Linked DNA regions of Mus musculus: all the other regions are linked to region 1. Evidence: chromatin loops called from intact Hi-C (ENCODE). Cell type or tissue: left cerebral cortex. All regions are shown on one strand. Links, peaks and the distances in the headings refer to the core of each region. The heading gives the core; the rest is flanking DNA.

The links. A loop is a pair of places that touch in the nucleus more often than their neighbours do. Peaks named below come from ENCODE experiments on the same cell type or tissue, not always from the same donor. Only the 100,000 strongest peaks of a DNase experiment are listed, where the experiment ranks them.
Region 2: it touches region 1 in a loop (2.0-fold over the local background); 4 of 42 quality-filtered maps call a loop at or near these places.
Region 3: it touches region 1 in a loop (7-fold over the local background); 6 of 42 quality-filtered maps call a loop at or near these places.

What each region holds. Positions count from the first base shown.
Region 1 is chr14:45,043,108-45,054,145 of GRCm38, reverse strand. No RefSeq gene overlaps it. Among named protein-coding and RNA genes, the nearest start is that of Ptger2, 61 kb to the right of the region's middle. In left cerebral cortex, for the core only: no CTCF peak of the experiment used is centred there; DNase peaks (open chromatin) are centred at 4,065 and 4,718; H3K27ac peaks cover 1,456 bases.
Region 2 is chr14:45,137,138-45,148,175 of GRCm38, reverse strand. Txndc16 (thioredoxin domain containing 16) reads left to right here. Exons shown (of 21, transcript NM_001310534.1): 17 at 263-347; 18 at 3,096-3,234; 19 at 6,043-6,203; 20 at 7,568-7,758. Among named protein-coding and RNA genes, the nearest start is that of Gm34362, 34 kb to the left of the region's middle. In left cerebral cortex, for the core only: a CTCF peak has its summit at 5,412 (motif pointing right); DNase peaks (open chromatin) are centred at 5,418 and 7,574.
Region 3 is chr14:44,975,167-44,986,204 of GRCm38, reverse strand. No RefSeq gene overlaps it. Among named protein-coding and RNA genes, the nearest start is that of Ptger2, 7.4 kb to the left of the region's middle. In left cerebral cortex, for the core only: CTCF peaks have their summits at 4,545 (motif pointing left) and 6,115 (motif pointing left); DNase peaks (open chromatin) are centred at 4,522 and 6,118.

The sequences.
Region 1 (11,038 bases), core at 1,922-6,921:
CCTCCACACATGCCAGCTGTTGTGAACGGTGTACTCAAGGGGGCCAGGGAGGCCGGAGTCCCCTCAGTTTCATGCTTTCCTAGACCAGTGGTCTCAGCAAGACCTGATACTGTGTAGCCACAGCAGCCTTCGTTGAGTTCAGGAATAGCAGATGCCTGAGTTAATTCTTAGCTGTTTTGAACCAAAGCTTCTTCTTCCAAAGATAGAAAGAACCTGGTACTAGCGGTTGAGAGAAGTAGTTCATTATTCAAGAACTGCTGTAATTCTGTAAATCATATACATTTCTTGAATGGAAAAGTAGGCTTAACTGGAGAAGCTGGGAGCAAGGCACAGTTAAAGAACGCATACGTGTGTGTGTGTGTGTATGTGTGTGTGTGTGTGTGTGTGTGTGTGTGTGTGATACTTGGTGTCTGCATGCCATTTTGTGTCTAAGATTGGTTCTTATGAGGATAGGTTTCAAGAATTACTAACTAGCTTGATAAATGAAGGGTACTGGAGGCTATGGAAGCTGGGTAAGGTGATTACACACAAGTCCATCAGGCTCTAGGGAGGTTATTTTAGAATCATAAATATATGCTTTGGAAATCTGCCTGCTTCTAGAGTTTCAATGTCCTGTAATTATTTTTTATATTCTCCCTTATTTAGTTAACATTTTCAAGGTCAGTGATAAGCTACAAAAAAAAAAAATCAAAAGGAACACAAAGATATTAACAAAAAAGTCTACAAGAAAATACTAAGTCCATTTCAACTGGGTCAAAGGGAGCTAGGGAATGGGATGGTGGCCAGGGTGTGGGTTTGTATTTGGTTTGGAGATACAGTGCAGTGGGAATCAACATGAAGAAAATCTACCCGGACATTCACCCCAGAGTGAATTTCTGGGGACTCCAGTCTTCTACTGAAAGATCTGTGCTGTTAATGAGAATTTTTTACTTGGTTTTTACTTAGCTATATAATTCTAAAATTGTGTTTCTAACCTGCTTAGAAGAATAGAAAAGTTGGACACTTTAAACCATTTAGTATTATCAAAGACCCACTTTATAGATTACTTTAATATCAATCCAAGTTTGGACAAGCTCAGCCAGCTAAAAGGGACAGAAGGTAATTGCCCCTGCGTGGCTTGTTGCTTGAGCATCTAGTGGGAGATTTCCCGTTGTTTCCACCACATTTTCCTCCTTCCTGGAAGGATCCTGGCTTGCTTCACTTATTGTGAGAAACTCTAGTGTGTGTAACTATGTGTCGGGTAATGAAATGAGCGGAGCCGTGGCCTCTCTTACCTGTTCACCCGTGCTTCTGCAGGGAAACATCTTGATAATAATGTCAATGTGCTAAAATATTTTCTAGAGGATGCATGATTTTAAAAAACAGTTTATAAACCAAATATAATCTACAACATGCACCTTGTTTTAGAATTTTAACTGCAGCTGGGCATGGTGACCTGTGCCTAAAATATCAGTGCTCAGAGGACTGAAACAAGTTCAAGGGCAGCCCAGGCTAAATAAATAAATAAATAAATAAATAAATAAACGAACGAACGAACAAAGAAAGAAAGAAAGAAAGAAAGAAAGAAAGTGTGAGCTACAATGTAACAATATTCCCAAATGGTTGTCTCTACTCGTTCTTTTGTGAGAGACCTTCTCTGTCTTCCATATTTCAACCTCCAAAGTCTCTAGTATTTCTACTCTCTCTGGGTAGCTTTTTTGAGGTCTCTCTCAAAGCTTCCTTGCATGAAGATTTATGGCAATGGTTAATGTTCAGATGAAGTTTTTAAAAAAGTTCCCAGAGTGATTCATTCTTAATAGAAATTTTGGAAAAAAAATAGCACCAAATATGAGGACCCGAGGTTATATTTCCAGAACCAACACACAGAGAGGGGACATGTAAGCAGGGACAATGGTCCCTGTCTGTATGTGAGCTCTGGGATACAGAAACCCAAGGCCAGCCAGTCTAAGACGAAACAGAAATCTCCAGATTCAGCCAGAAACCTGTCTTGAAACCTACAAACAAACAAACAAACAGACAGACAAACAAACAAACAAACAGACAAACAAACAGACAAACAAACAAACAAACAGACAAACAAACAGACAGACAAACAAACAGACAAACAAACAAACAAACAGACAAACAAACAGACAGACAAACAAACAGACAGACAGACAGACAAACAAACAGACAAACAAACAAACAGACAAACAAACAAACAGACAAACAAACAGACAAACAAACAAACAGACAGACAAACAGACAAACAAACAGACAAACAGACAAACAAACAGACAAACAAACAAACAGACAAACAAACAAACAGACAGACAAACAAACAAACAAACAGACAAACAAACAAACAGACAGACAAACAAACAAACAAACAAACAGACAGACAAACAAACAGACAAACAGACAAACAAACAGACAAACAAGGTGGAGAATGATTAACAAAGACACCTGATGTCAACTTCTGGCCACCACAGATACATGTATACAGATATACACTCCCCACCCCAGTGCATCCCCTACACACACGTGCACACTTACCCAAATGCTAAATAATGAGAAATGTTCACAGGGTTTGCTTTTGCAAGTGTAGCAGATAAAAGAAGAGGAAAGGTCCTTTGGTACACAGATCCTAGTTCTTGCCTAAAGTCCTGTGGGATGGGATCATGTCTGACTAATGCTTTGATGTGTCTCCTTTCCAGGAATATAGAATTCAAATGGAAACTACAATCAGAACACAAATAACCATAGTTCTAAACAAATGGGCACTTGAGTAATTTAAAAACTTTTACGAGCTATTTTTAAAAGAAATACAGCTGTGCTATAATCAAGTACATAGAGTAAATTGAATTAGCTGCCAACAAGAATTTTCAAATTTTATTTGCTGTCGATGATGTGAGTCTCTGCTGGAACGTTAGGCGCGTCTTGACCTTTCAATCACATTAAAAGTTCTACCCAGTGTAAGTTATTTTTATCTTAAATTTGTATGTATAGGAAATTCTAGCATTCGGATGATTATTTGATCAGGAACACACGTCACAGGATGAGGAAGAACAGAGAAATGAGCCTCTACCCAGAACCAGGCTGCTGTGGTTAGTTTTCTCCTGTAGTGACATGTATTCAGGGACGTATAGATGGTTAAAGTTACAATCTTTTATTTATCTATCTGCCTGTTTATTAACTATTTTGTGTATATACTTGTGTGTGTTCTCACACATATGTGTATGCGTTTGTGTGTGAGAGTGTGTGTGCCCGTGTGCCCATGGAGGTCAGAGGTTCATGTTTGGTTTCTTTTTAAATCAATTCCATTCTCTCTCTCTCTCTCTCTCTCTCTCTCTCTCTCTCTCTCTCTCTCTCTCTCTCTCTCTCCTCTTAGAAGAATTTTGATCATATCCACCCCCCCCCCCCAATTGCCTTCACTGAATTTTTTTTTTGAAACAGAATCTTACTGGACCTGGAGCTCCTGGCTTAGCTGTATGTCTGTCCACATATCCCAGGGATCATCCCTGTCTCCCAAGCCCCAAATGCACAGCCTTGACAGCTCCTCAGTGTCTCTGTGCATAGCCTGAGTTGGTTCAGTGATTGGAAAATTAGACATCTCTGGTTAGCCAATCATCAGCCCTCATACTGACAGTCTGCTGACAGACCCCGAATGTCTTTCTTAAAAACTGATCATTACTGAAAGGAAGCATAGCAGATTGCAGAGGGAGGAAAGCCTTGGGCCAGTGACAGCCCCTACGGCCCTGTGTAGATGCTGTTTAGAGCTGGCCCTGAGCAGCTCACAGGCCCTCTGAACCAGGCTTCATCAGGGAGGAAGTCCACTCAGGGGAAGACAGATATTGTGTAACAAGTGAGAGCAATTGGCTGAATGGAAAGATTACTTCTATCTTTGCTACTGAGCCTCTGCACTCTGCCAAATATATTTATGCTCCTTGGCAAAGAGCAGATTCTCATTTCTTGGCAAAACATGCACGCAGGCAGTCTTTTACAGTACCTAGTAAAAGATTCTAGTTTGTCCGAACTCCTTTCACTGGGTCTTAAAGGATACAGTGGGTGGATTTAGAGATCTACTTCCTAAATCTTCAGAGAGGAGAGTTCTTCACTAACAGATGAGGGCTGGGCAGCTAACAGGAAGAGGCCTCTTTTGCAGAGATGTTTAGCTTGTGTCTGCTCCTTGCATTCTTGCTGATTCTGAGACACAGAGTGAGTCATGATTCCACTTAAAAGTGTGTGATACTTTCCAACCCGCCTTTCGCTTCTTCATAAATTTTGGGTACACAATGGGCTCCTCTTGTCCTTGGTTCTGTCTAGGGTGAAGGTGGCAGGGTCATTTCAGCCCTGTGACATCACAGAGAGCACCAGGGTGAGCGATTAGGGAAGTCATTAAGAGGCACTCCAGGAGAATGCCCCACGAAGTCCAGGCCAGAGAATCAGGCATAAGTGAGCCCCTGGCACACAACACTAAACAAAACTGACAGAAATAAAACTCTGGTTCCTGAAACTCGTGGCTTTCTCTTCTGAGAATGTTCTTCAACATGGAAAAATGTTTTACCTTGTCAAACATGCTGACTCTGACTGCTGCCAGGCTACTTAGGAAGGGTCAGTCACCATGAGGTCCTGGACATAAATTTGTGGCCAGAGGCTCTGGACACATTTGTGTTTGTGAAGGGAGATTGGAGAAGAGAGATGGGAGAAGGGAGAGGAAGTAGGTAGAAAAGCACCAAGCTAAGATTCCCTCCCCCTTTGGAGCTCCCTAGGGTTTTATGTGATAGGCAGTCTCCTGTGGGTTATAAATATCCCGTCATTTAAGATTCTGCTACTGTTAACAAGGGTTTGTATTTTTATAGTTTAAACTCCACTTTCATAAGAGAACAAGATTCTCTACTTGGCCACATTTATTCTACTCTTCTGAAGTAGTACGAGAGTGGTGAATCTGTAGCACATATGACTCTTGTTTAGTTCCCTGTGAAGACATTGTTCATTGGTCTTATCATCCCTAAAAGTTCTCAGGGGCCTGGAGGGAAGGCTCAGCAGTTAAGGATACCTGCTGCTCCAGCAGAGGATCTGGGTTTGGTTACTAGTACCTATCAAGAGCTTACAACTACTAGTAACTCCTGCTCTAGAGGATGTGATATCCCTTCTGGCCTCCACAGACATGCCTGCACACATGTGTGCACATACACAATAATGATGATGGTGATGGTGATGTTTATGATAAAGTCAATTATATAGAGCTTTTAGAATACTTAATATTCTAGGCAACTGTTATTTTCTTCATTTACATTTCAAATGCTATCCCCTTTCCTAGTTTGCGAAAGTCCCCTATACCCTCCCCCCGCCCTGCTCTCCAACCCACCCACTCCCGCTTTCTGGCCCTGGCATTCCCCTGTACTGCGGCATATAATCTTCGCCTCTCCTCCCATTGATGGCCAACTAGGCCATCCTTTGCTACATATGCAACTAGAGACACAGCTCTGGGGGATACTGGCTAGTTCATATTGTTGTTCCTCCTATAGGGTTGCAAACCCCTTTAGCTCCTTGGGTACTTTCTTTATCCCCTTCATTGGGGGTCCTGTGTTCCATCCAATAGATGACTGTGAACATCCACTTCTGTATTTGCCAGGCATTGGCATAGCCTCACAAGAGGGTTAGTTGTAGTTTATCTGACTAAACCCAGACATGGCAGTTCTCTGCTGTATATGTGTTGGGGGCCTCATATCAGCTGGTATATGCAGCCTGGTTGGTGGTCCAGTGTCTGACAGATCTTGGGGGTCCAGATTAATTGAGACTGTTGGTCCTCCTACAGGGTTGCCCTCCTTCTCAGTTTCTTCCAGCTTTCCCCTAACTCAACTACAGGTGTCAGCAACTTCTCTCAATTGGTTGGGTGTAAATATCTGCATATGAATCTTTCAGCTGCTTGCCGGGCCTTTTGGAGGGCAGTCATGATAGGTCCCTCTTTTTTTTCTTTTTCTTTTATTGGATATTTTCCTTATTTACATTTCAAATGTTATCCCGTTTCCAGGTCTCCCCTTCTGAAACCCCATCACATCCTCCCTCCCCCGCCTCTATGAGGATGCTGCTTCACCCGTCTACTTCTGCCCTCATGCCCTGGCATTCCCCTACACTGGGGTATTGAAACCCCAAAGGATGAAGGGCCTCTCCTCCAACTGATATCCAACAAGGCCATCCTCTGCCATATACACTGGAGCCAAGGGTCTCTCCATGTGTACTCTTTGGTTGGTGGCCCAGTCCCCAGGAGCTCTTGGGAGGTCTGGCAGGTTGACACTGTTGCTCTCCTCACAGGGCTGCAAACCCTCTCATCTCCTTCAGTCCCTTCTACAATTCCTCCATCAGGGACCCCACACTCAGTCCAATGGTTGGCTGTAAACATCCTCCTCTGTATTTGTCAGTCTCTGGCACAGCCTCTCAGGAGACAGCCATATCAGGTTCCTGTTAGCAAGCATTTCCCAGCATCCGCAATAGTGTCTGGGTTTGGTGACTGTATATAGGATGGACGCTCACATGGGGCAGCCTCTGAATGACTTTTCCTTCAGTGTCTGTTCCACACTCTGTCTCCATATTTCCTCCTGTGAGTATTTTGTTCCCCATTCTAAGAAGCACTGAAGCATCCACACTTTGTCTTCCTTCTACTTGAGCTTCATATGGTCTGTGAATTGTATCTTGGGTATTCTGAACTTTTGGGCTAATGTCCACTTATCAGTGAGTGCACACCATGTGACTCCAGAGAACCAAATAACCCTATTAAAAATGGGGAACAGAGCTAAACAGAGAATTCTCAACTGAGGAAACTCAAGCACTTAAAGAAATGTTCAACATCCTTAGTCATCAGGGAAATGCAAATCTAAACAACCCTGAAATTCCACCTCACACCAGTCAGAATGGCTAAGTTCAAAAACTCAGGTGACAGCAGATGCTGGCTAGGATGTGGAGAAAGAGGAACACTCTTCCATTGCTGGTGGGATTGCAAGCTTGTACAACCACTCTGGAAATCAGTCTGGTGGTTCCTCAGAAAATTTGACATAGTACTACCTGAGGGCCCAGCTGTACCACTCCTGGACATATAGCCAGAAGATGCTCCAACATGTAATAAGGACACATGCTCCACTATTGTTCATAGCAGCCATATTTATAATAGCCAGAAGCTGGAAACAACCCAGATGTCCCTCAACAGAGGAATGGATACAGAAAATCTGGTACATTCACACAACAGAACACTACTTAGCTATGAAAAACAATGGCTTTATGAAATTCGCAGGCATGTGGGTGGAACTTGAAAATATTATCCTGAGTGAGGTAACCCAGTCACAAAAGAACACACATGAATAGACCCCTTTTTGTGAGCACTCCACAGCTTCAGTAATAGGGTCAGGCCTTGGGGCCTCCCCTGAGCTGGATCCCACTTTGGGCCTCTCATTGGACCTCCCTTTTCTCAGGCTTTTCTCCATTTTTGTCCCTGAAGTTCTTTCAGACAGGAACAATTATAGGTCAGTTTATGACTGTGGGATGGTAACCCTCTCTCTCACTTGATGTCCTGTCTTCTGCTGGAGGTGGGCTCTACAAATTCCTTTGAGGGATGGAGGGACCTGTGTATGTTGCAAACTGTGCTTCACTTCCAGCCTTCCCCTAGATTGTAGCACGTTTATTATCTCAGAAAACTCAATCAGAACTTATGAGAACTGCAAGTTCTCAGAACCAGAAGGACATTTAAAGTCTCTCTAGTTTACCAATCTATATTTTGTTTGATACCACTTCTTATGACGCCTCTGGGAACTGTGCCGTCATTAACATTCATGTTCCAATTTCAGCCTGATTTCTTTCTGGCTGTATCACTCTACACATGGTAATCACAGTGTTATGGTAAATCTCTCCAACCCAAATATGCCCCAGCAATTAAAACACAACACAATTAATATGAATACATGCTGTGCGCCTAGATTGGGCAGATCTACCGCTACACTACCATCTTCCACATCTATGAGACCCCTTATAACTTGCGGTTTCTCTATGCCATGTGCTTCTACTCTGCTTCGCTTCTTCTTCCTTCTCCTCTGAGTCCTCTCCCTCTTTCATTTTCTCCTTCTTCTTTCCTGTCCAGGAGGTTTCAAAGGGACATGAAAGTGTGTCTTGGACCCCAAACCCCAAATGCTGAGAGCAAAATGCTGTGGGAACCTTTCTTCACCTATGACCTTTTGTATGTCCTTGGATATTTTTGGTAGTCAAAAATGACATCCCTCGAATTTCATGAAGTCATTGTTTTTAATAACTCATCATTAGGGGGCAGAGACTGAAGGATTCTGAGAACTTACTAGCTGGGCAGGATAGCCAGAAAAGTTAGATTATAACTCAGCAAGAGGCTCTCTAGAAATAAAATAAGAAGGCAGAAGACACGTGATGACTTGTTCTGGCCTCTAAGTGTACCCACACCTTACTGATATGTGCTCACACACACACACACACACACACACACACACACACACACACACACACACACTTAAAAAATAAAAAGTAAAATGTTCTGGAGGGAATAATAATTGAAACACAGTGGAGAATCACCATTTGAGAAGAGACCCAGTATAAAAGTCTAGAGTCATGCTGTCATTGTTACCTGCAACTCCAGAAGACAAGGGAGAAGGAAAAAGTGTGGTGCCAAACTGGAGAGTGCAAACATCTCTGGGGATGGCAGGACAGCAAAGTTTGCCTCAAATGAATCAAGTTCTGCAGTTACCCTGTTGTCTCCCCAGAGTAGTATTCCATTGTGAAAATGTACCACATTTTCTGTAGCCATTCCTCTGTTGAGGGATAGCTGGGTTGTTTCCATAAATATGACTTCTGTAAGCATAGTGGAACATGTGTCATTATTATATGTTGGAGAATCTGCTGGGTATATGCCCAAGGGTGGTATAGCTGGGTCCTCAATAAGTACTATGTCCAATTTTCTAAGGCACCGCCAAACTGATTTCCAGAGTGGTTGTACAAGCTTGCAATCCCACCAGCAATGGAGGAGTGTTCCTCTTTCTCTACATCCTTGCCACCATCTGCTGTCACCTGAATTTTTGAACATAGCCATTCTGACTGATGTGAGGTGGAATCTCAGGGTCGTTTTAATTTGTATTTCCCTGATGACTGAGGATGTTGAACATTTTTTTTAGGTGCTTCTTGGCCATTTGAGTTTCCTCAGTTGAGAATTCTCTGTTTAGCTTTGTTCACCATTATTAATAGAACTCTTTAGTTCTCTGGAGTCTAACTTCTTGAGTTTTTGGATATATTGGATATTAGCCCTCTATCAAATTTAGGATTGGTAAAGATCTTCTCCCAATCTGTGGGTTGCTGTTTTGTCCCATTGACAGTGTCCTTTGCCTTACAGAACCTTTGCAATTTTATGAGATGGCACTTGTCAATTCTTGATCTTAGAGCATACGCCACTGGTGTTCTGTTCAGGAACTTTCCCCCTCTGCCCATGTACTCAAGGATTTTCCATACCTTCTCTTCTGTTAAATTCAGCTTATCTGGTTTTATGTGGAGGTCCTTGATCCACTTGGACGTGAGCTTTGTACAAGGAGATAAGAATGGATCAATTTGCATTATTCTACTTGTTGACTGCCAATTGAACCAGCACCATTTGTTGAAAATGCTGTCTTTTCCCCACTGGATGGTTTTAGTTACTTTGTGAAAGATCAAGTGACCATAGGTGTGTGGGTTCATTTCTGGGTCTTCAATTCTGTTCCATTGATTTACCTGACTGTCACTGTACCAATACCAGGCAGTTTTTATCACTATTGCTCTATAGTACAGCTTGAGGTCAGGGATGGTGGTTTCCCAAGAAGTTCTTTTAATGTTGAGAATAGTTTTTGCTATCCTAGGTTTTTTGTTATTCCAGATGAATTTGCAAATTGCCCTTTCTAACTCAGTGAAGAATTGAGTTGTAATTTTGATGGGGATTGTATTGAATCTGTAGATTGCTTTCAGCAAGATGGTCATTTTTACTATATTAACCCCTGTCAATCTATGAGCATGGGAGATCTTTCCATCTTCTGAGGTCTTGTTCTGTTTCTTTCTTTGGAGACTTGAAGTTCTTGTCATACAGATCTTTCACTTGTTTGGTTAAAGTTACACCAAGATATTTTATATTGTTTGTGACTATTGTGAAGGGTGTCACTTCTCTAATTTCTTTCTCAGCCTGTTTATTCTTTGAGTATAGGAAGGCTACTGATTTGTTTGAATTAATTTTATACCCAGCCACTTTGCTGAAGTTGTTTATCTGTTTAGGAGTTCTCTGGTGGAATTTTGGGGGTCACATAAATATACTATCATATATTCTGCAAATAGTGATATTTTGACTTCTTCCTTTCCAATTTGTATCCCCTTGACCTCCTTTTGTTGTCAAATTGCTCTGGCTAAGATTTCAAGTACAATGTTGAGTAGGTAGGGAGAGAGAGGGCAGCCTTGTCTAGTCCCTGATTTTCGTGGGATTGCTTCAAGTTTCTCTCCATTTAGTTTGATGTTGACTACTGGTTTGCTGTATATTGCTTTTACTAAGTTTAGGTATGGGTCTTGAATTTCTGATCTTTCCAAGACTTTTAACATGAAGGGATGTTGAATTTTGACAAATGCTTTTTCAGCATCTAATGAAATGATCATTTTTTTTCTTTAAGTTTGTTTATTACATTGATGTGGATTTTCATTATTAAACCATTCCTACATCCCTGTGGATGCAGGCTTATTTGATCATGGTGAATGATCATTTCAATGTGTTCTTGGATTTGGTTTGCAAGAATTTTATTGAGTATTTTTATATCAATGTTCATAAGGGAAATTGGCCTGAATTTCTCTTTCTTTGTTGGGTCTTTGGGAGGGCTTGGTATTAGTGTAACTGTGGCTTCATAGAATGAATTGGGTAGTGTTCCTTCTGTTTCTATTTTGTGGAATAGTTTGAAGAGTATTGGTATTAGGCCTTCTTTGAAAGTCTGATAGAATTCTGCATTAAGCCCATCTGGTCCTGGCCTTTTTTTTGGCGGGGGGGGGG
Region 2 (11,038 bases), core at 2,816-7,815, 93 kb before region 1:
CTGAGCCATCTCTCCAGCTCCTGAGTGCTATAAATCTTAAATATGACATTAAGAGAACATTTGTTTATGAAACCACGTTTTATCATATCAATAGATACCTCTTTAGGTATGCCATGAAACAGATTTATGTCATGTGTCTACACTAAGCACCAGCCTTTGAAGTTTAAAGGTGATGGAGTCTGCCACCTGTAAAGTCTGTCTCAGCTGCCTAGCACACATGACGCTGAAGTTTCACAGGCTTCTTTCATCTCTGTCTCTGCAGCAAAAGAACTTTTCAGGGAAGCAGGAAAGCAGCTGAGAGGCTCTGTCATTACGGGAATTTATTCTGAAGATGATGTGTGGATACTGTAAGTGTAGTGTTCTTCTCATTCTGGGGCACTTGAGATGATGCAGTGTGATGTGCAGCTTGTCTCTCCACAGCTGACCCCGAGATGGAGCAGAGCCGCAAGTTACTTTCCAATCACCTCGCAAGATGACGGGTGTCTGGTCTGCCATTTTCCCTACCCCCCCCCACTCCCATGTGTGCCCGTCCACCCCAGTGCTCTGCAGTTTTAATTCTCTTCCATGGAGAGGTCTGAGAAGTGCCATGCTGCTACATTCTTTACATACTCCTTCTGAAGTGGCCGCAGGAGAACCTGGACTCGCTCACTTTGAAGGCACCCACAGAAGATCATACTCCCTTTGCCCCTTTGTCAGCCTTAGTCTTGGGATCCTGCGGCTCGTGCTTTAGGCTTTAGGTTTTTCCTGGGGTTTTTATAGTGCTGAGAATTTTACTTCTTGAGTCTTGTTTTTATTTGCCCCAGGAGGAGGGATATATATATATATATATATACATACATATATATATATATATATAAAAACAAACTTCTGGTGTTCTGCCTATGGAAGATGGGATTGCTGTATGTTACCAGTATACTTTAGTTGCTATAGAATAAAGGAGTGGACTCACATTTGGAAATTTTTAATCAACACAGTCACATTCACCATGAACAGTTCGTGTGTGTATGTGTGTAGATTTACAGGAGAGATTTTTTTTTTTGTGTGTGGGGGGGTTGCTATAACCCCCTTTTGCTCACAGATATCTGCAGGGTATTTCTGTGCGCTCTTTAGCCTGTATAGCTCCCTAACAAAAGACACAGAAACCTGATATTTTTATTAAGCTGCAAGCCAAGCCCGGCAGGTTCTGAGCTATGCTAACGCGTATTCCAACCACAGACCCTGTGTTACTTGGTGATTGAGTCTTGCACTGTTCCATGGACATCCCCAGGTGGACTTCTCAGGTTACATGCTCAGGATCCATCCTTATGGTCCATCCTGCCGCCCCCTCCTTTCTTTGCCCTTTCTCCCTACCTGAGACCCCCTAGTAGTCCCAAGTTCCACCTTCCTCCCTCCTCTGTCCTAGTCCAAGCACTGGCTTTTTATTTGCCCATCAGAGATTACTGGGGAGCATTCTTTACAGCATATTGGTCAGTACAGGGCCCATGTCTGGACTGTAACCCGATCTTGGGGTACAGAACTCAATACACAGTGCACAAGAACAGCCCCAGAAGTTATTATCGCCCAGTAGTTTGTGCTTTGGATTTTCTGGCTACAATGTTACTAATTGTTTTGTTTTGAACTCAATGTTTTTCATTTTGAACACTTTTTAAAAAAAAAAGATTTATTTATTTATTATATGTAAGTACACTGTAGCTGTCTTCAGACACACCAGAAGAGAGCATCCAATCTCATTATAGATGGTTGTGAGCCACTGTATGGTTGCTGGGATTTGAACTCAGGACCCCCAGAAGAGCTGTCAGTGTTCTTAACCACTGAGTCAACTCTCTAGCCCCCTGAACACTTCTTAATGGGGAAAATTTAGATCATTTTATGAAGTTAGTCTATTTTTAGAAAGTATTATTAAACCAGAAAATAGGCGAGCCACCTACCTGATAATATAATCACCTACCATTTTCTGCTGCTAATTTGCACTTAAGATGTAAAGGGCTGGGCTAATACTGTGTGCAGAGTGTTTGCTTTATAAGCAGCTCGCGAACTTGCTACCTCCTCTGGGTATCTGAAGCTTGGGCTCTTTACCAATCTTTATGGTTTTGTGTCTGTACTTCATTCTGGCATAAGTTAAGTTCTTCTACACACCATACACCTTTTACAGACAATTCACACAAAACATTTTTCACTTGATTTAGAGGATTTGGGTTTATCAGATTTAGTAACAAAAGTGGACTGTTTACACACTGTCTAGAGTACCTCATTGGAGTTCAGTGTGTATCAATTTTTGCTCTCTGAGCCCCATTCAGCTGTAAGACAGGCTGACTAAGACTGCTTTTAGAAGTGCTCTGATGGGGCTGGTGAGATGGCTCAGTGGGTAAGAGCACCCGACTGCTCTTCTGAAGGTCCAGAGTTCAAATCCCAGCAACCACATGGTGGCTCACAACCATCCGTAAACGAGATCTGACTCCCTCTTCTGGAGTGTCTGAAGACAGCTACAGTGTACTTCCATATAATAAATAAATAAATAAATAAATAAATAAATAGAAGTTTCTTAAAAAAAAAAAAAAAAAAAGAAGTGCTCTGATGGATAAATGAATAGATAAGGCATTAACTATAATATAGCACCTAGCAGATTTTAGGCCTGCCATTGGTTCTCTGCCTTACTCAGGTGTGAGATGAGCAGTCCTGGTGGGCCAGTGTGTCCCAGGTCCTATGTAGACACTTCCTTGAGGGCAAGTTGTAAAGAAGACGTCTGTAGATTATCGTCATGCTATCTCAGCTTGTTATATTCCTGAGCTTCCTCAGGTGACCTCACATCAAAGTGGAGGGAAATTGAGAGAAATTTCTCCTTAGCATGGCTTTTACCATGTTTATACTTTGTTGTTGTTTGAGGCAGTGCCTCAGTGTATAGCTTGGGTTGGCCTTGAACTCACAACCACCTTTTCTCACCTCTCGTAGTGGGGATTGCAGTGGATTCCATCTCACTAGCTAGCAGTTAGACTTCTTTCTCTTGTCTCCCACTTGGAGGTGCTGCTGTGATTGTTCATCTTTTTGGTGACTTGATGTATCTTGGTTATAAATTTTAATAGTATATTTCTTCATAGGTCAAATAAATATGCTACAACTCTCCCAGCCCTGCTACTGGCCAGGCCTAAAGAAGGTAGAATAGAGAGTGTCCCACTAGACACCACCCTGGTACAAGACATGGCTCAGATACTAGCAAATGCACTACTGGAAGCATTTGTGAGTATATTGTATATAATAAGGAGGTTATTTGAAATAAAATTCTGATTGATCAATGGTAATATCACATGATTAGCACATAAGTTTTCAGCTTTCAGAAGCTCTGGGGTGTCATTTTATGGCTGAATACTTGCTTGATTCTGTTTATTTTATACACACAACTTTTCTAGTGTGCTGGTAAAACTTCACTGGCTTCCTGGGGCCAAAGTGTCCAGTGTCCGGTAAACATTGTTACAATAAAGATGGTCTAGAAGGTCAGACATCCTGGTTGTAAATTCTTCCGAGTCCTCACTGGCTCTGTGTTGTATTTGCTGCTCCTAAGATTTCCATGTGTATGGTACAGAATCACTGCTGGGAGTAAATGTCCGAAGAGTGCCACTTAGTAGAGAGTGTCTGGCCTGTAGCAAGCATTCAGCAAGTGTTAGCTATTGCTATAATTTATACAGTTTTAAAATGCCACCATCTGACCCATTTTCTAATGCCCTTTCCTGGAGTCACAAGCACACCAGGTGTAACCTAGGATACTTGATTTCAGTAGCTACAATACACTTGTATTTCTGAAGTTATGATGGGGTATTAGTATCAGCTATAAATATTGACTGAATGATCTCCTTTCTCGTTTCTTGTCACGGTGACCTACATGCTAATACATTGGGTAGGCTAAATTAAAGATTACATAAAGGGTAGACTTTAAAACAAGTTTCTGTGTTACCTTGAGTCTGTCCCCCCAACCCTCCTGCTAAGTTAACAGGTCATAATTAATCAAATAACTGAGTTAATATTTTTCAGCATGTGGTTTTCTAAATCATTGTTCTAATAATTTTTAAGAGACATATTGTTAGAGAAATGCTACCTTAACATATACATAGTAGAGTAAATTATATATTCAAATAATACAAGAGTAATAGAGAAGGAATTTGGACTCAGCTGTAACTTCTCCAGGTTTAAACTTGAGAATATATTTCTCCAAAATCTAAAAACAATTATCAGTCTCTTCTTATTTTATTACTTTTTTTTATACTCCAGTTGTTACTCCCTTCCCAGTCTGCCCTCCTACAGTTCCTCATCCCATTCCTACTCCCCTGTCTCTTTATTAAGTATATTTTCATGAAGGAAAATATATTAATGCTTATTTATAATATCTGCTCAGTAATAATTTGTGTTAATGCTCTGTATTAACTAGTTTCCCCTTGTTGGATATTTGTTATCTTTTAGACAGCTTGGTCTTTCTCTCTTGGCTGATATGGAAAAGGAGACTGGCCATCACTGACCTTTGCTGTCCCAAATTCCTATTCTATTTAGTCATCCTCCTGCAAACAGGCCGGTCTGTCCAGGTCACCAGTCTGATAGAAAATCTGCAGTTCCCAGGAGCTAGAACCCTGCCTGGATGGATCGTTCCTGTCTGGTCGTGCAGTTACACTTGCCTCTTGCTTTCCCTACGCTGTCATCCGTCAGCTCCCTGATGCCCCACATGTAGCTGTAACAGCTCTCTCTGTTGTGATGATAGCCCTCAGTGTCTGTAGCTCTGCTGGAGTACAAACCCAGCCTGTCAGGACCTTATTCTTGACACAGGGACTTTCTACGGTATCAGAGTGACACTTCCTCCCCTCCCCTTGTCTTTTTGATAGGTTGGCTTCCTTAGCTGTTGAACATGAGCAGTGTTCAGGGATCACAGCAGTTTGCACACCTCTCTCTTCTAGTGAGTGAATTCCTCGAGGGCAGCAAGTTTCTTACACCTCAGGCTTCTTATTCTTAGTACATGAGATGAGCAGAAGTCACCTTCATCTCATGTTTCTAGGGCTCTGAGAGATGTGTCATCATTTAGGAGAGGATGCCATCCATGTCAGAGATAGGCAACAGGTAGAACTGCTGAAGGCCAGCCTAGGGCATTTGAAGAAGCAGACGTAGGATTTAACTTGTGGCGTAGGAAATCTAAGATGATTATTGTGAGAATGAAGAAAAGAAGTAGAAGAAAGAGTGATTGGCAAAGGGAAGGGAAAGGTATATGCCAGCTTGGGTAAAGGTTGTTGGCATGGTTTTAAAAAGTCAAGTTGTTGGTAAGGGTTTCTAGTGACCCAGTGAAATCAGCTGGTAGGTAGTAAGCCTGCTTTCTCCTTCCCTACAGAGCCTCTGGGAACATTTCTCATCTGAAATGAGATGATGTTTCTAGCTCACAGTGCCTCCAGAGGGCACTGTACTACTGCGGGACACCCTTGTAAAGCAGTAACAGGAAGGTGGTAGACAGTTAGATCTCTTACTCCTCACTAAATTCCTTTCAGCTGCTTTAAACCCAGAAGAGGTAAAAATTGGCGTTTGGGCTTGTTTAGCACATCTTTAATTGTTTTAAACATCCAAAGGATACATATGTTTGGAAAAAGCGAGCTAATCATGGAGAGGGGGGAAAAGGTTATAATTTCAGTTTCGCTTATGTTTAATCTCTAGTAAATTAAAAAACAAACAAACAAACAAAAAAAACCCCATACTCGATGGAAGAGTGAAAGAGTGTTGTCTGTCATGGGTGTACTAGCTAATCTAGGTCCAGAGCTCAGCATGAGTTATTGTAGAGATACCAACCTTTGTGTTCTTAAAGTCTGTTAGCAATTTTATTTTGACTATAATTCATTACTGTGATATAGTATTGAGTAAGAATTTTTAAAGATTTACTTACTGTGGTCAAATCTCTGAAAAAAAAGTGTGAATTTCATTTTATAAACTAAAATTGCGTGAGTGATTTGAACATCATTTCTGATTTATGCTGTATCATGCCTGTGTTTTTGTTTGAGGAATTTTAATTATTTTTTTTAACAGCCAGAAATCACTGTGGAAAATCTTCCCACATATTTAAGATTTCAGAGACCGCTACTTCTCTTGTTTAGTGGTGGCAGCATAAACCCTCAGTACAGGAACACGATCCTGGCACTGGTGAGACAGAAGCAGCTGGATTCGTTTACCCCTTGCTGGTTAAATCTGTAAGTCTATGTTGTATGGTCTTGTTTTGCTCTAAGAGGAAGGCTGGGGGAAGTCTGTGTTGTGGTGTCTGCCTAAAATCATAGCATCATGAGTTCAAGGCTACATGAAGGAAGTCGAATTACATTTTCATTAGTAAATGAAATTCTATAGCCTTCGAGTTAACATGCAACTAAATACACCATCATGATATTTTTATAACTAGTTTCCTCAGAAAAGTTCAAAGATGACCTTGTTTAGACCTGTTATTGTAAAATAACTGTAGGTACTATTTTCTGATTTTAAAAAGTAGTAGATGTCCCCTGAAAACAGTGGCAAATAGGAAAGTAAGCATTGAGATATTTACAGACTTCAGTCTGTGTGGTGACAGTCAGCCAATAGCAGTGGAGAAGGCCTTCACGCAGTGCATCCCTTTGTGGCAGTTTCTGGCGTGTTCTCTAGATGCATCACTGGTGCTTCATTAAATGTCTGTGAGCACGGTTCACATGTGCACACATGACCCTTACAGATAAGCGGTTCACATGTGCACACATGACCCTTACAGATAAGCGGTTCACATGTGCACACATGACCCTTACAGATAAACGGTTCACATGTGCACACATGACCCTTACAGATAAACGGTTCACATGTGCACACATGACCCTTACACATAAACGGTTCACATGTGCACACATGACCCTTACACATAAACGGTTCACATGTACACACATGACCCTTCTTCAGACTCACAGATAAAAGCTGTGCTTTTTAAAACTTAATTGAAAAGCAAGAAGAATGTGGCAATATACATCATTTTTGTCTTACTAACATTACATCTCACACTTGAGGGAAAGTTTACCTCGGTAACTTCCACTGTAGGTATTAAAGTAGTGTTTTACGTAATGTGAAGTGTGCTGCATCAGGAAGCGACGCTTCTTTAAAGTGTAGCTCCTTGTAGGACTGTAGTTCCGGTTTTAGAGCTTCAGTGTGGAATTAACATTCTTCCTTTCCCAAGGAAAGGGACAATCTTAGGGGAGAGGAATGTTCGTAACAGGAAGCATCCTGTTAGACTTGCAGAACATGCCAGTTTGGAGCTGACACGTGAGGAGGCACTAAGGGAAACCGACTGATTGTAGAACCCGTGTTGATTGTCATGCAAAGTCACTGGGTGCCTTCTGTTCCTCATCATAGACTGCCCCAGATCACAAAGACACTTGGGAAGCATTTGATTGCTAATATAATTGTAGATCTCTTGTTTTGGTGAAGTCTCTTCATAAGCTCTCTGGCAGGCTAATCATTGAAGCTCATTGCTCGATAAATGACTATTTTCTTCTTCGTCGTCATAGAAGGAACGATTAGAGTACTCAACCATCCTTTCTTGCAGGAAGAACACTCCCGTGGGGAGGGGCATCTTGAAGGCATATTTTGGCCGTCTGCCACCACTTCCTCAGCTGCTGTTGGTGAATCTGCATTCGGGTGGCCAAGTGTATGCATTTCCTTCATCCCAGTCTGTGACGGAACAAAGCCTTGTGTTGTGGCTGAAACATTTACAAGCGGGACTAGAAAATCCCATCAGTAAGTTGTCTCTTTCCTTCAGGACATATAGTGCTGTGTTTTGCTGCATTCGTTTTAAATGTTAATCATAGCTAATGAAGATGAACAGTCTAGACTCCTCAGGTTCGGGATGGAGACACTGCCTCACCTTCTAAGGCCTCTGTTTTCAGTACTGATGTGCTCTTAGTCCATGTTGCTCTGCACATTGCCAGTGTCTTCAGCCATGTGAGTCTTGTAATCACTAGTTCAAAACCTGCCACTTTGGGAACAGTGACTGGTCAAAGTGAAAAGCTGTTGTGCTGTCTTCATACACAAATTCTCCCATCCCGGCTTGTTTTTAAAAGCTTACTTCATATACTTATTTTTTAAAAACTATTTTAAATAGGCCAACTAAACTTTTTAGTAGACTTTTTGGTTAGGTAATTTATCTGATATATTATCAACTTGAATCAGTCTTTCTCCTCTAATGACCAGTATTTTATTATTTAAGATATTTCATATCATATATTTTGATCATACTTTTTTCTTCAACTCCTCCCAGATCCTTCCAACTCTCTACCCACCTAACATCGTTTAAAAAAAAAGACAGCCAACAAATGAACTAACAAACAATAATAACAACAAAATGGAAAAATAAAACCCAGTAAGACAATAGATACTAAAACATAACATGCAAAAAAAGAAAACAGACAACAACAGAAAACCCCCCAAATTACCCATGGAGTCCATTTTGTTTTGAACTACAATTTCTGCACTGCTGTGTCATATGGTTGGTAAACCCCGTGACGCTACCCTGGAGAAGACAGATTGCCCCAGGCACTATCAGTTGCAAATAGCTTTTTGATTATGGCTGCCACTTGTGCCCAAGTCTTCTCTGTGCTGGAATTTTGTCGGCTTGAACTGATACAGGCCTCTGCATGCTGTCAGTCTCTAAGTTCATATGTGCATCAGTCCTGCTGTGTCTGGAAGGCGCTATTTCCTTGGACTTACAATCTCCTTTGGTTCTTATATCTTTCTGCCTCCTCCTCTTTGTAGATCAGTGAGCATCAAGGGGAGTTTAGTAGTTACATCCCATTTAGGGACAACTTCTCCAAACTCTTGTCATTCCCTGCATATTGTGACCAGTGTTTTAAAATAATGTGAAGATTCACTGCATGACACTCATCTAAAAGGATTACCTAATCACTGTGTATTTATAGTTCAGTTGACTCCATAGCACTTAAAATTATTACATGTCTATAATTAACTTTAAAAATGGACTTGTTTTCATAAAGTGTGTGGAAAAAGATATTGACCTAGAAACAGAAAATGCTTCAAGATTAAGGCATTACTCGTATGAGTAACAATGTTAAATATATTCCAAAATACTTTCTTCTGGAATGATTCATAGAAATAGTTACTTTTCAGAGCCAGGAGATGCTCACTTGGTAAAGTTCTTGCTGTGCAAGAATGAAGGCCTGAGTTTGATCTTCAGCAGTCACAGTCAAAAACAACAACAGCCGCAACAACAACAACACCCAAAAAGGCAGGCGTGGTAGTACACTGCTGCGTTTTATAAAAAGATATGGGAGTTGCTGTAAAGTGTGGGGGAGGGGTGCCTCTGTGGACCCATGCTGAGGCATCCCTTCCCCCTGAGGGACCAGCTATATGACAGTATGGTATAGAATAGAGTTGATTCAGGCCATGGGGAGGGGAGTTGAGGGTGTAGAGACAGAGAAAGGCAGAGAGAGAGAGAGGAGAGGAGAGGGAGGCCATGAGCATATGGAGAGAGAGCAGGAGGGGAATGGAGAGAGTGAGGGTAGGAGGAAAGGGACAGAGCAGGAGCCAGAAAGCAAGAGAGAGAGAGAGGAGGGGGCAAGCAGCCATTTTGATAATGAGTTAGGCACACCTGGCTGTTGCCAGGTAACTTCGGGGTGGAGCCTGGACAAAATGCCACCAGTACTCACTTGTAATGCATTGCTGAGATGGCAGAGGGGAGCAGATCTGTGGAGCTAGCTCGGTTAGTGAGCTCCGGGTATGAGACCTTGATCAAAAGTAACGGAGGAAGACACCATGGACACCATGCTTTACTTCTGGCCTGGCCTCCGTGTCCGCGCGTGTGCACACACACACACACACACACACACACACACACACACACACACACGTCTTAATTAGGGTTTGTTTTGCTTCGATAAATACAATGATCACACAACATGGGAAGAAAAGGGTTTCTCTCGCACTTACACATCATAGGCCATCACTGAAAGAAGTCAGGGCAGGAATCTGGAACCAGGGCTGATGCCAAGGCTATGGAGAGGTTGTTGGGGAGCAGGGGGAGAGGAGAGGGGATAGGGGATTTTCAGAGGGGAAAGTAGGAAAGGGGATTTGAAATGTAAATAAAGAAAATGCCCTACAGATCTGCTCATAGCCTGATCTTCTGGAGTCATTTTCTAAATTGAGGTTCCCTCCTCTGGGATGACTTTAACCTGTGTTAAGTTAATGTAAGACTTGCCAGAACACAAGTGCACACACATTGAAACAAAAGTTTAACATGTGATGGCACACACCTTTAATCCCAGCACTTGGGAAGTAGAGGCAGGTGGATCTCTGTGAGCTTGAGGTCAGCCTGGTTTACACATGAGTTCCAGACCAGCCAAGGTTACACAATGAGGCCTCTGTCCAAACAAACAAACAAGGACACTTTTAGGAGGACGACTACAGAGGGTGAAATCTAATTTTAAGGGTTTAATCTACAGTTTTAAGGACGGTCTACTGAATGAATGTGACAGGTATGTATGATTTATTATTTGTGTGTGTGTGAATATGAGTGCATGCTTCCCTCAGAAAGCAGAAGAGGGCTTGAGTTCCCTGGAACATGAATTGTAAGCCACCCATTATGGGCATCAAAAAATTGAAACCAAGAGTAGCAAGGGCTCTAACCATTGAGCCACCTCTTCTACCCACAAACGACTACTTTATAAGTGACTGCTTTCTTTTACTCAGTTTTGTAAGTTACTTTTTCTTTTTCTTTTTTTTTTTTTAATTTTTGGAGACAGGATTTTCTTGTGTAGTCCTGGCCGTCCTAGAACTTGATCTATAAACCAGGCTGGCCTCAAATGCTGTGAAGAGTCCCTGTGGGGAGTGACACTATTAGGATGTGTGGTCTTGTTTGAGTAGGTGTAACCTTGCTGGGGGAAGTGTGTCACTGTGGGGGCAAGCTTTGAGGTCTCCTATGCTCAAGCTTTGCCTAGTTTGACACACAGTCTCCTCCTGCCTTCAGATCCAAATGTAGAACTCTCTGCTCTTTCTCCAGCCCCAT
Region 3 (11,038 bases), core at 2,113-7,112, 68 kb after region 1:
CTCAGGCTTTCAGGCTGACTAGAATCTCAACTTTTAGCTCTTCAGTCTTGAGACTTCTTCCAAACATAACACTGGCTTTACAAGTAGACACACATAGAGAGCCACATGTAAATCAAGGGCTGGAATACAGACTGAGAAAGCTGTTGCTAGGCAGTTTTGTTATTTGAGTGTGACGTACACTATTGACAAAAACATTGTGTATCATATGACTTTGTATACAGAACACACATAAAGAGAAAGACATATACAATTGGTCCTATTTCTTTGAGGATCTCTGACTAATACATATTACTTGAAATATAAAATTCATATTTTCCTTTATGGATCTGTAACTCAGGGGCTTTGGAAGGGAAGCTACTTACCATAGGTCATTTTTCAAAGGCAGGCAAAGATAAACATGAAAGGAAGGAGAACTACTTGGAGGAAGCTAACACCGGGGCTTGCATGTTTCTATTTGCAGGAGTTATGTCTTTCAAAACACTCAAACTTTACTTCTTGATATCTATGCATGTCTAAATAATTTTTTTCAAAGAGAATTCTAAGAACACTATCTGTGCCCTGTAATAAACTACACAAGGCTCACACCATTCACTGTAGCAAACAGAAGTCACTGAAAACTAGAGGTTAGATTTAAAGGATGGTTTTGGCGACAGTCCACAGAGTCCTGGGAAGTTTCTAGGTGGTCTGCTGGTAGATGCTTGTACATGCTGGTACATGCTTGTACATGCTGGTAGATGCTTGCGATCCTCCAGCTCTGTCAGATCTATTCTTTGGCTTTTTGGAGCAAGGCTCTTCCCCTTGTTTCTATGCTAGTCAAGATTCAGCCAGAGAAACAGGTCCACTGTTAGAGATAAATAATGCAGATTTTATTGTTATAAGCCTTTCATTGTCCAATCGCTAGCCAGTAGCCACATGACAGTTTAGATCTAAGTTTATTAAAGGGAAAAAAAATGAAGTTTCTCTAGGTATAGTTCTAGCTATTAGTGACTCCCCTTCGAAGAAGCTCATATGTGGAATATTTTTTTCATTGCAGAAGTTAAGAGTCCTTTAGGTTGTACAACAGTGGTTGTCACCTTCCTAACGCTATGGCCATTTAATTTAATTCCTCATGGTGTGGTGACCTCCGACCATAAAATTATTTCATTGCTACTTCATAAATGTAATATTCCTACTACTATGAATTGTAATGTAAATATTTGATATGTAGAATATCTGATATGCAACCCCCAAAAGGGCCGTGACCCACAGGTTGAGAACCACTGTCTACATGATGTGGGGATTGGTAGCAGAGACTACAGTGTTTGTCCCTATCCTTGGTTCTTGTTTTGAGCCTGAACCTCATTAAGGACCTGCTAGAACTCCTGTTAGAGAAGAACTCCTGTCATAGAGGATAGCAACCTCAGAACCATAAAGGTAATCTAGAACTCAGGAAGGACTGAATGAAGCCTTTGAGGACACACTGGATGTGCACGTGTCTTACTTAGCACCTCCAGTCTTAGTGGCATCAGTATCCTGCAGAAGAAGCGTCATGGTCTAAAGATGTACTTGACTTGAGATTTGAAGAAACCATTGGTGGAGATCGAGGAGCTTCAAGTCCAGGTGATGTCCTATGCAGCAGGATAAGCCAGCCTATCAGAGGGAGTGTGGGAAAGCCACCAGCATGCCCAGAGACTTGCATTTTGTCTTTAGAGCAGGGCCAGCATGATGCTGCTTCTCTGCTGCCTTTCAGATCGCGTGCAACATGCCGCTTGTGACAAGCACTGGCCTTACTGTGCAAGGCTTCTGGATGATACTTTCTGCTTGGCTGGAAGACACAGGCCAAGCTTACCATTCGGCTTCTTCAAGGGTTCAGGCATCCCACCTGCAGTGAAGGCAGGGCAAGAGGAGAGATGGTGTCCTGAGTGCTCTGCTCCGCCCTACTCTGCCTTCTCATTAGAAAAACAAAAGGCTTCCCGGGAACACCGAGGCAGGCAAAGGAGGTAGAAACAACGTTTGGATTAGTCCGAAGCATTTAAAAAAAATCTACTGAGAGAGTTCTCATTTGAACTTCATGGTGCACTCACTTCCTAGTTTGAAAATTGTTATTTGAGTAGCAAATTAAACATGCAAACTTCCTTAAAAAATGTATCTTCAAGAGAGCAAATCGGTCCAAATGATAAATGTTCTACATTATAGAAGACTATCGACTAAGGCTACCGAAAGCAAGACAGGATCAGATAAACAACAGTCTGTAATTCCTATTAAAATCAGCAATTTAGTTACTATATTGAATTACAACTAAAGTGTTTAAGTACTTGGTTGCTGGGAACTAGAAACTCACATAAGACCCAATTTAACACTACAGAGATTGCCTTTTTTTGTGGCTGATGGTGAAAGAGGGGCTATAGGTTCAGTGAAAAGCTCAAACTGGGCCAACAAGCCCATCGGGTAAAGGCTCTTGCCACCAAGCCTCTTGACTTGAGTTTGATCCCTGGAATTACATGCTCAAAGGAGAGAAGTGCCTCCCAAAAGCTGCCCTCTGACTGCCACATAATGCACACACACACACACACACACACACACACACACACACGCACACGCACACGCACACGCACACACACACGTGAATAAATGCAATGTATTTTGTAAAGGTCCAAACTGATATCGCCCAAGAGTGGATATTAGCATCCAATCAGTGTTTATTTTCTTTGATGTGAACTAAAAAGCAACAGGAATTACAGCTTCTGGTTCATTCTAGATGGAAGATATAAGTGGAACTTACACCTTCTTTTATATCAGATCAAATGAGATCAAGAGGAGCAGGATGGAAGGCAGAAGCAGGCCACTCAGCAGGGGTGGCTGGATAAGCCTTCAGCAAACTAGTGAGATTTTAGGAAGGTGGGTCCTGAAGCAAAACCAAGTCTGGAACCAGGTTATGGTCCGAACAAATGGGCCAGAAAAGGACATTTTGAGAATGTGATGCAGACCAGAATTCTAACACGTGGACTGTGTGGAAGGTTAGTGAAGCTTGAGTGAAGAGAGTAGGTAACAGAACACTGTCACACTTCCCTGACACCTCACTCTCCAGCGTTTGGGGGAAGCTGAGCCAAGGTGTCTATGGCAGTAATTTCTCACTCATTATCGTGAATAGCATATTCCTGCTGTATCATTGGACCTCTCTTGGTTTTAAACAACTATGATGTCTTTAGAATGCAGACATTTATTTATCTATCAGTTATTATTTATGCATATAATTTGTTTGGGTATTTTGTCTGCATGTAAGTGTGTATACCACATGCATACACATGGTGCCCTACAGAGTCACAGAGGGTATCAGATTCCCTGGGACTGGAATTACAGAGGGTTGTGAATGCCATGTGAATGCTGGACTTGAACTTTGGTTCTCAGGTAGAACAGCCAATGCTCTCAACCACTGAGCCATCGTCCCAGCTTCATCATCTCTAGAACAATGATAACACCAAGCATAACAATCAGCAGTGGTGCTACTAGGCTGAGTGGGAAAGGCAGACGGGAGAGGAGGCACCGCACCGCCAGGCAGGCAGGAGAGTGCAGCAGCTGTCTGGGGCAAGACTCCACAGCTGGCAAGCTAGAAAAGCATCCATTCATTTCATCCACCAGGCTTGGGGAAAGCAAGCTTCCTGGGTAAGCCATGCCCAAGTAAGAGTTTGATGTGCCATTTCCACATCTAGACTCTAGGATGAATAGTCACACTCACCAATCTCTTGCCAGTGAGTCCAGAGAGTTCTAGGAGAGTCTGAAAAGATCTTCCTAGTACAGGACCAATACCTCTGAGAATTTCTCATGCTCTTCCCACCACACTCTACTCACCTTGATCGTTGCTTGGACCCTTGAAGACAGAAGAAGAAATAAAAACTTCCCAGTAAGCTGCAGCTTTTTGTTTTGCTTCTGGTTCTAAGTAGCTTTGATGCAAAAGTGGCTTATAGGAAAGAGAGTTTGCAGCTGAATTTGGGATCTTAGAATCAAATCCAAAAAATGGGTGAAGTTGAAGACTGTCTAAAGCCACATCCCGCTCCCCTTTGCAATTGCAAGAAGAGGAGAGTCTGATCTCTGAGTTGTGCTGTTTTGTGTTGTGCTGGGATTTGTAATGAGAAAGCACAGTGCCTCACTTTACAGCCTCAACCTCCAGGCTCTCCAGTTTCAGTACCCCATCAAAGCTACTTAGAACCAGAAGCAAAACAAAAGGCTGCAGCTTACTGGGAAGTTTTTATTTCTTCTTCTGTTTTCAAGGGTCCAAGCAACGATCAAGGTGACTAAAGCGGGGTGGGAAGAGCATGAGAAATTCTCAGAGGTATTGGTCCTGTACTAGGAAGATCTTTTCAGGAGTGCAGGTGTGTGTTGCCACAGCGCTAGCAGGATCATGAAGATTTCTGTGTACTGTTATCTGCTTCATGGGCGGAGGCTGAGCCTAGGAGTCTCCGAGTCAGTAGCATCTTTCAAGGCTTTTCCTCTGCAGCTCTGAAATCTTGACCCCTGGAAAGATGCCTGGGGAGGTTCACTTTCAGTTTTCAAGCGCTTGGGCTCCCTCTAGAGGAACAACTTCCAAACCTTCAAAACTTCATTGGAAAATAACAAGAACAATCTGATTTTACCTAGCTATACAAATTTAAAGCTCAGAGGTACCACTTGAACATTTTTAGTTGGAAATATCTCCTAAAGGTTTCCTGCTCTAAAGCACCTATGAAATGGGCACAGCTGCTGTCTTTGCTACTGTTCAAGTCTGCTCTGTATAGTAAGTAACACAGGAACAATCATTTCCAGTTTCTGAACTGCAGTCAGCTGCAAGCATTGCTCCCGGGGTGGAACAGCTAGATTAACTCCAATTCTTAGGAATAGCATTCTTAACATTTGTGTGCCTGTAGCACTGCTCATCTTTGGCCCTTCCTTCTTCATCCCTCCTTTCCTTCTGTTTGTCTATGCTAGGCAAGTGCTCTGCCATCGGGCTGTCACCCCACATTTGAGTTTCTCTTCATAGGACTAAATCTGCCCTGTGAAATTACCAAATCATAGCCTGTGATATCCCCTAAGATGACAGCCTTTTTCCATGTCACTTTCTTACTTCTGACTCAGCCTTTCCTTTGAGGTCAGAGTTTATGGGATGAGATTTCTGATTAGAATCCTCACCTTTGATATAGCTCTAATCCCTGAACTCTTGGTCCCTGAAGAATAAAGTAAAAACCAGGTTCCAAAGACTCTCAAAGAGAGAAAATAAAATCCATAAGCTCAGAAAAATGTTTAACAACCCAAAGTCAAATTATTTCAAAACAATGTTGGCCCTCTAAATTATCAAAGCATCCTCAAGACAAAAAGCACACAGTGATAGGTAGATGTGTTGAAATTTGAGCTTTTAATCCCATTTCAGATGAAAGAAATGTGGACTAGGAGGCAGAGGCAGGAGGGTCTCTAGATTGTGTCAAGCTGTGCATTGAACACCTTTTTCACTAGAACAGCCACAAGAAAAAAAAAAAACTATACAGAAAGGACTTGAATAGTAGTTTCTACTTCCAGATCAAGTTGGGAGTTTTCAGCAGTTTCTACCCAATGTTCTTGCTCTAAAACTCTGAAACGTTAAGCCCCTAATTAAATATGTTGCTCTATAAGTTGTCTTGCTCACCTCTCTTATTACAGCAATAGAAAAGTAACCAGGACAGCTTAACATGGCAGCACTTGGTAACAGGTGTACTGGACTGTGCAACTTTTAACTTTGTCTCCTGTTTCCAGTTAGGCTCCTAGTGCATCCTAAGTATGAAACCATCAAGATAATTTATGAATTTGACTGAAAATAGGCTTCTCATTTTCTTGATGGTGCTTAGTTATTCTTCTTAGTTTTAGTATTCTGCTAATAAAAACAACTACAGAAATCAAGTCTTTTGATTTTCTAGGACATGGTAAATACTAGAAACCTTCATTGTGATGATTGTCAAGACTAGACTGATTTCTGAGCCCTTGGTTTTCTCAAAGACTGGAATATTTCCCTTGTCAACTACAGATGGGACCTGTTAATTCTTTTAACTAAGTTAGGCAATTCCGAAAGGCAGAAAGAGGAAACTGCAAAAACCCAACCTCAGTTAGCTGCTAACTTAGCTTTGCTCCACCTGGAGGCTGTTCTGGGAAGAGAAAGCCGTCCATTCCAGGCAGTCACGTGAGAGGAGATTGGTCTCATCCAGAGATTAGACTCATCAGAGCTAAAATTTGCATTTCTGATCATTTCCAGGTAATGAAGCTACTGTTGCTTGTCCAGGCCACACTTTCAGAAGTGTTGATCTAGCATGCCTGCCTGGTAAGTGTGGGGGTTGTTTAGGTTTTGGTGTTTATGGAAGTTCTACTTTTCTGAAGGTCTGGGAATACGTGGCAAGTAGGCTTGAGATGAAATCAATAACTTGTCTTCATAGATTTCACTGTGGTTAGTGTTTGTTGATCATCAACTTGACAGCATTTGGAATCATCTAGGAGACACACCTCTAGGCACACACATGGAAGATTATTAGATTATTAGCTCTATTATGTAAGGTATTACTAGATTAGATTAGCCTTTGGGTATGCCTGTGAGGGACTATTTTGATTTGACTAATTGAAATGGGAAGACCCATCCACTATGGGTGACTGGAAGGTGGACTGGGTAAGAGGGAGGAAGTGACCTGAGTACAGCATCTTCCTCTGCTCCCTGCCTGCAGTCAGTACAACAGCTCTCAAGCTCCTGCTGTCTTGACTTTCTGGAGTATCTTGCAACTATAAAACAAAGTAAGCTTCTCTCCCTTAAATGCTGCTTTTGTAAGTTTGTTTAATCACAGCAACAGAAAAGTAACAAAGACAGTTAGCTTTTACTTAACCTCTTTAAAATCCGTGGGAATCTCAGTCAGGAGCCATACCCTATTGTCCAGGAACACTGGGAATGTAGAGGGAAAAGACAAACGCTCTTTTTATAGTGCTTTCCCTTTTCCTAAGAGTTTACTGGAACACAGAAACTCAGAGACAGAAAGTGGTCAACTGCCATGGAACTGAAAGGACACAGATTCCTGTCACCTGGTGGATCCCATGAGTCACCTGGTGGATCCCATGAGTCATACGATAGATCCCATGAGTCCTAAGCCACTGAACAGGTATTTCTCTTTCCCTGCCACCTGAATCTAGTTTCATCTTTCCTGCATCTTCCTGACATGTGTGATGGTTGTAATATTTTGATTTACCACGAGTCTCTGATTTTCCTTTTGTATTCTGATGGCCACGTTGCTTGTTCAAAAAACACCATGCTGTGATGAATTTACTCCTGGGTTTATCTTATAGCCACATCGTGAGTTTCAACTATTAAAACTTAAATTACTTGAATTCTTCTGTGCCTAACATTAGTTTTTGTTCACATTAAAAAAAAATAGAACCTTTGATTCATTTTTATCTTTGAGTGGAGTCTTACAACTAGTCCTCTCTGGGACTGCACATACAGAGCCTCTGTGTCCCCTTTCAAGTACAGAAATTATAAAATATCTTTGTCTCTGATTTGGTGGGCTCCATAGCAAGAACATCCAGGGCCAGGTTCTTTATTGATTCACTACATCCTTAGCTTGTCCAGCACAAAGACTGTAGCACTGTATCAGGCATGGCACATTGTCCTCAAGCTTTCCGGTGCCCCTGCCTGCCCCGTTCACAGTCCACATTCCAGTGTGAGCCCCCAGCTCCAGCCACCAGACTGCCCCCATTTCAAAGCCTCCAGTTACCAGCAGACAGGACCTCCCAGAACTCTGGCTCCTATTGCTGACCCACCCTCTACTTCAAGGTGTGAAAACTGCCACTCTTTTAGCCCCTTCTCTGTGAGGTTTTGGTCGTGTATCCCACATTTGGGACAGATGAAGCTGCTAAGCCTGCTGCCCTCCCTCACGCCTGCCTGCCTGCCTCTGTACATTATGATCCTTCAGACCCAAAGCTCACCCTGGGTGCCTTTTCCTCTTACTTTCTCAGTTCAGTTCTAGACACCTTTTCAAATATACTTTCACGTAAAAGAAATAAGTATCTCAAATCTTAGAAAAAGTAAAGAATTACAGGATAATGCCCGTGGACAAGAGAAGCTGTGATTCATGCTTTCTTTGATTTATTTTTGCCAGTTATTTTTTTTTTGTGTGTGTACATATTTATTAGTCACACCACAAGTAGTTTGCATCCTCCTTTTATCACTTGAAGTTTTGCTTCTTTAGTCTTTATTGTGTGAGTGTGTGTGTGTGTGTGTGTGTGTGTGTGTGTGTGTGTTAAATTCCAATACTAGTACCCTAGATCATTTTAGGCTCTTAGTGTATACATAGTAAGGCTGCTATCAGGAAAGGATGTAGAAACTGACACACTTGCCAGAGCATCATGAATATTTGCATCTCAGTAACCTCTCTAAGTTTTGTAAGCCACAGTGTTTTGCTTGGCCCTGCATCATTTAATTCACCCTTTGCATTTCTTTGATTAGGCCGCATGGTTCCCTTCATTTTGTAATGACATGTGTTCCTTCTTCTGTGGACTGTCTTTGACTGTCCTTTTAGTTTTCAGTTGTCCTGTGTACCCACTTTCAGTGTGTTAAGGAAACACCTGCTCCCTGAGAAGTTCTTCAGATAGGCTTGCATGTAGTTCTGCGGGAGTGGGTGTGGGGTGTGGGGTGTGGGGTGTGGGGTGTGGGGTGTGGGAGCATCTTAGCACTGCAGGAGCACAGTACTCCTGAGAAGCTCCATTTGCATTACAACCGCTCACTGTCTCCCTCCAGTGGACAAAGAGCAACTCGCACCTAGCCAATTGCTGTGCATGAGCTCTGTGTCAGTGATTTAATCCTCTAATGATCAATCAGTGAGGATCCCTGCTCAGTGGATTCCTGTAACTGGACATGGCTACCATCAGAGCAGTTTATCAGCGTTTCATGGAAAGCAAACAGGAGCACTAAGCTCTTGGATAAGTCTAGGAAACTTTGTTTAAGGTAAAATAAGCCCTATTTTGGAAAATCCACACTTGCATGGCTAGGGATTGAAATATTGCTGGCAATTATTTGCTCATAGAAAAAAAAGATTGTTTATATCTAAAAAAAAGTCCCCTGCAAAATATTATAAATTGTATTTTTTGATTCATTTGGTGCTTTATCAAATTATCTAGACAAATACCTTCTAGAAGTAGGACACAAAAAGATGCACCTCCTCAGACAAAAAGAAAAAAATGTATCGTTCACATAGCACATAGGAACCAAAGCTAAACCAAATCCAACTCCATTTTTCATTGTGTCATACTCTCAATTCATACTTCCTATGTTCCTAACTTGGCTTTTCTACAGTTTTGCTTTACACACACACACACACACACACTATATTATTTGCTTATGTTATATAATGTATAACATGTGATGTGATCTCTGTCTCTCTCTGTCTCTGTCTCTCTGTCTCTCTGTCTCTGTCTGTCTGTCTGTCTGTCTGTCTCTCTGTCTCTCTCTGTCTCTCTCTCTCTGTCTCTCTCTCTCTATATCTATCTATCTATCTATCTATCTATCTATCTATCTATATAAAGTTAATGCCATCTCTGAGATTTCTGAGATTTCTGATAAACCAGAGTTGACAAAAATGGGTTTTCTGCTGAACAGGAAAGAAGGGAGCACGTCTTGTCTTTGGAAGCAACTGCCTGCTGCAGACCTTGGGACTGGCTCAGCATCTGAGTGTCGGGATGCTCAGGGACTCGGAAACTCTCTCCTATCCCCATCTACTGCTTTAAAAGTGCTGAAAGATCTTGCTGTGAGCTCCAGCTAGAACCATCTCTCCCATTGCAGGGCCACTCCATCGCCCTCCACTTCGTCTTTGGCTGTTGCTGTCCTGTGTGAACTCTTAAGTGAGGACTTAAAGTGCTCCCAGTGTCCTTCTGAGCTCTGCTTTGCTTTGGCTAGGCTAGCCCAGCTCACTGCAGCCCCATGCAACATCTCATCCCCTCTACTAACAGCAGACTGAAGCTGTAAGAGGCAGGTGTGAACGCCACTGACATCACCTTCCACAGAGACTACGTCCTGAGTGGGCCTCTTACTGTGCTCAATGCCCTGTGAGTTGACCCAGCTGAAATTGGTAAATAATACAGCTCTTTGGTAAGTCATACACCAGGGTTTCCCCAAGAAAAATAAATCCTGTTCTTTAAAGAGTTCATCAATGTGAAAATGAAGGTTTCCTGAATTGAAAATCTTGGAGTCAACATGAAAATTAATGATTCCCATTGACTTTCCTGCCTTCATCTTCAAGAGACCAGACTTCAAAAGATCAGTTTCCTTTTTCCAGTTTTGGGTTTTTAATCCTAGTTACATCTTACCTCATTTAACTACGTGGGAGTTGCAGATCTTCAACTGTGGCAGTGAGCTCTTGAAATGGTCTCTCCAAATGCCTGACCTGGTCTCTGAAATGTATCTATAGTTCAGATTATTCTTTTTTTTCTACTTTCTTTTTTTATTAATATTTTTATTACATATTTTCCTCAATTACATTTCCAATGCTATCCCAAAAGTTCCCCATACCCTCCCCCCCCCACTTCCCTACCCACCCATTCCCATTTTTTTGGCCCTGGTGTCCCCCTGTACTGGGGCATATACAGTTTTCGTGTCCAATGGGCCTCTCTTTCCAGTGATGGCCGACTAGGCCATCTTTTGATACATATGCAGCTAGAGACAAGAGCTCCGGGGTACTGGTTAGTTCATAATGTTGTTCCACCTATAGGGTTGCAGATCCCTTTAGCTCCTTGGGTACTTTCTCTAGCTCCTCCATTGGGAGTCCTGTGATCTATCCAATAGCTGACTGTGAGCATCCACTTCTGTGTTTGCTAGGCCCCGGCATAGTCTCACAAGAGACAGCTACATCTGGGTCCTTTCGATAAAATCTTGCTAGTGTATACAATGGTGTCATCGTCTGGAAGCTGATTATGGGGTGGATCCCTGGATATGGCAGTCTCTAGATGGTCCATCCTTTCATCTCAGCTCCAAACTTTGTCTCTGTAGCTCCTTCCATGGGTGTTTTGTTCCCAATTCTAAGGAGGGGCA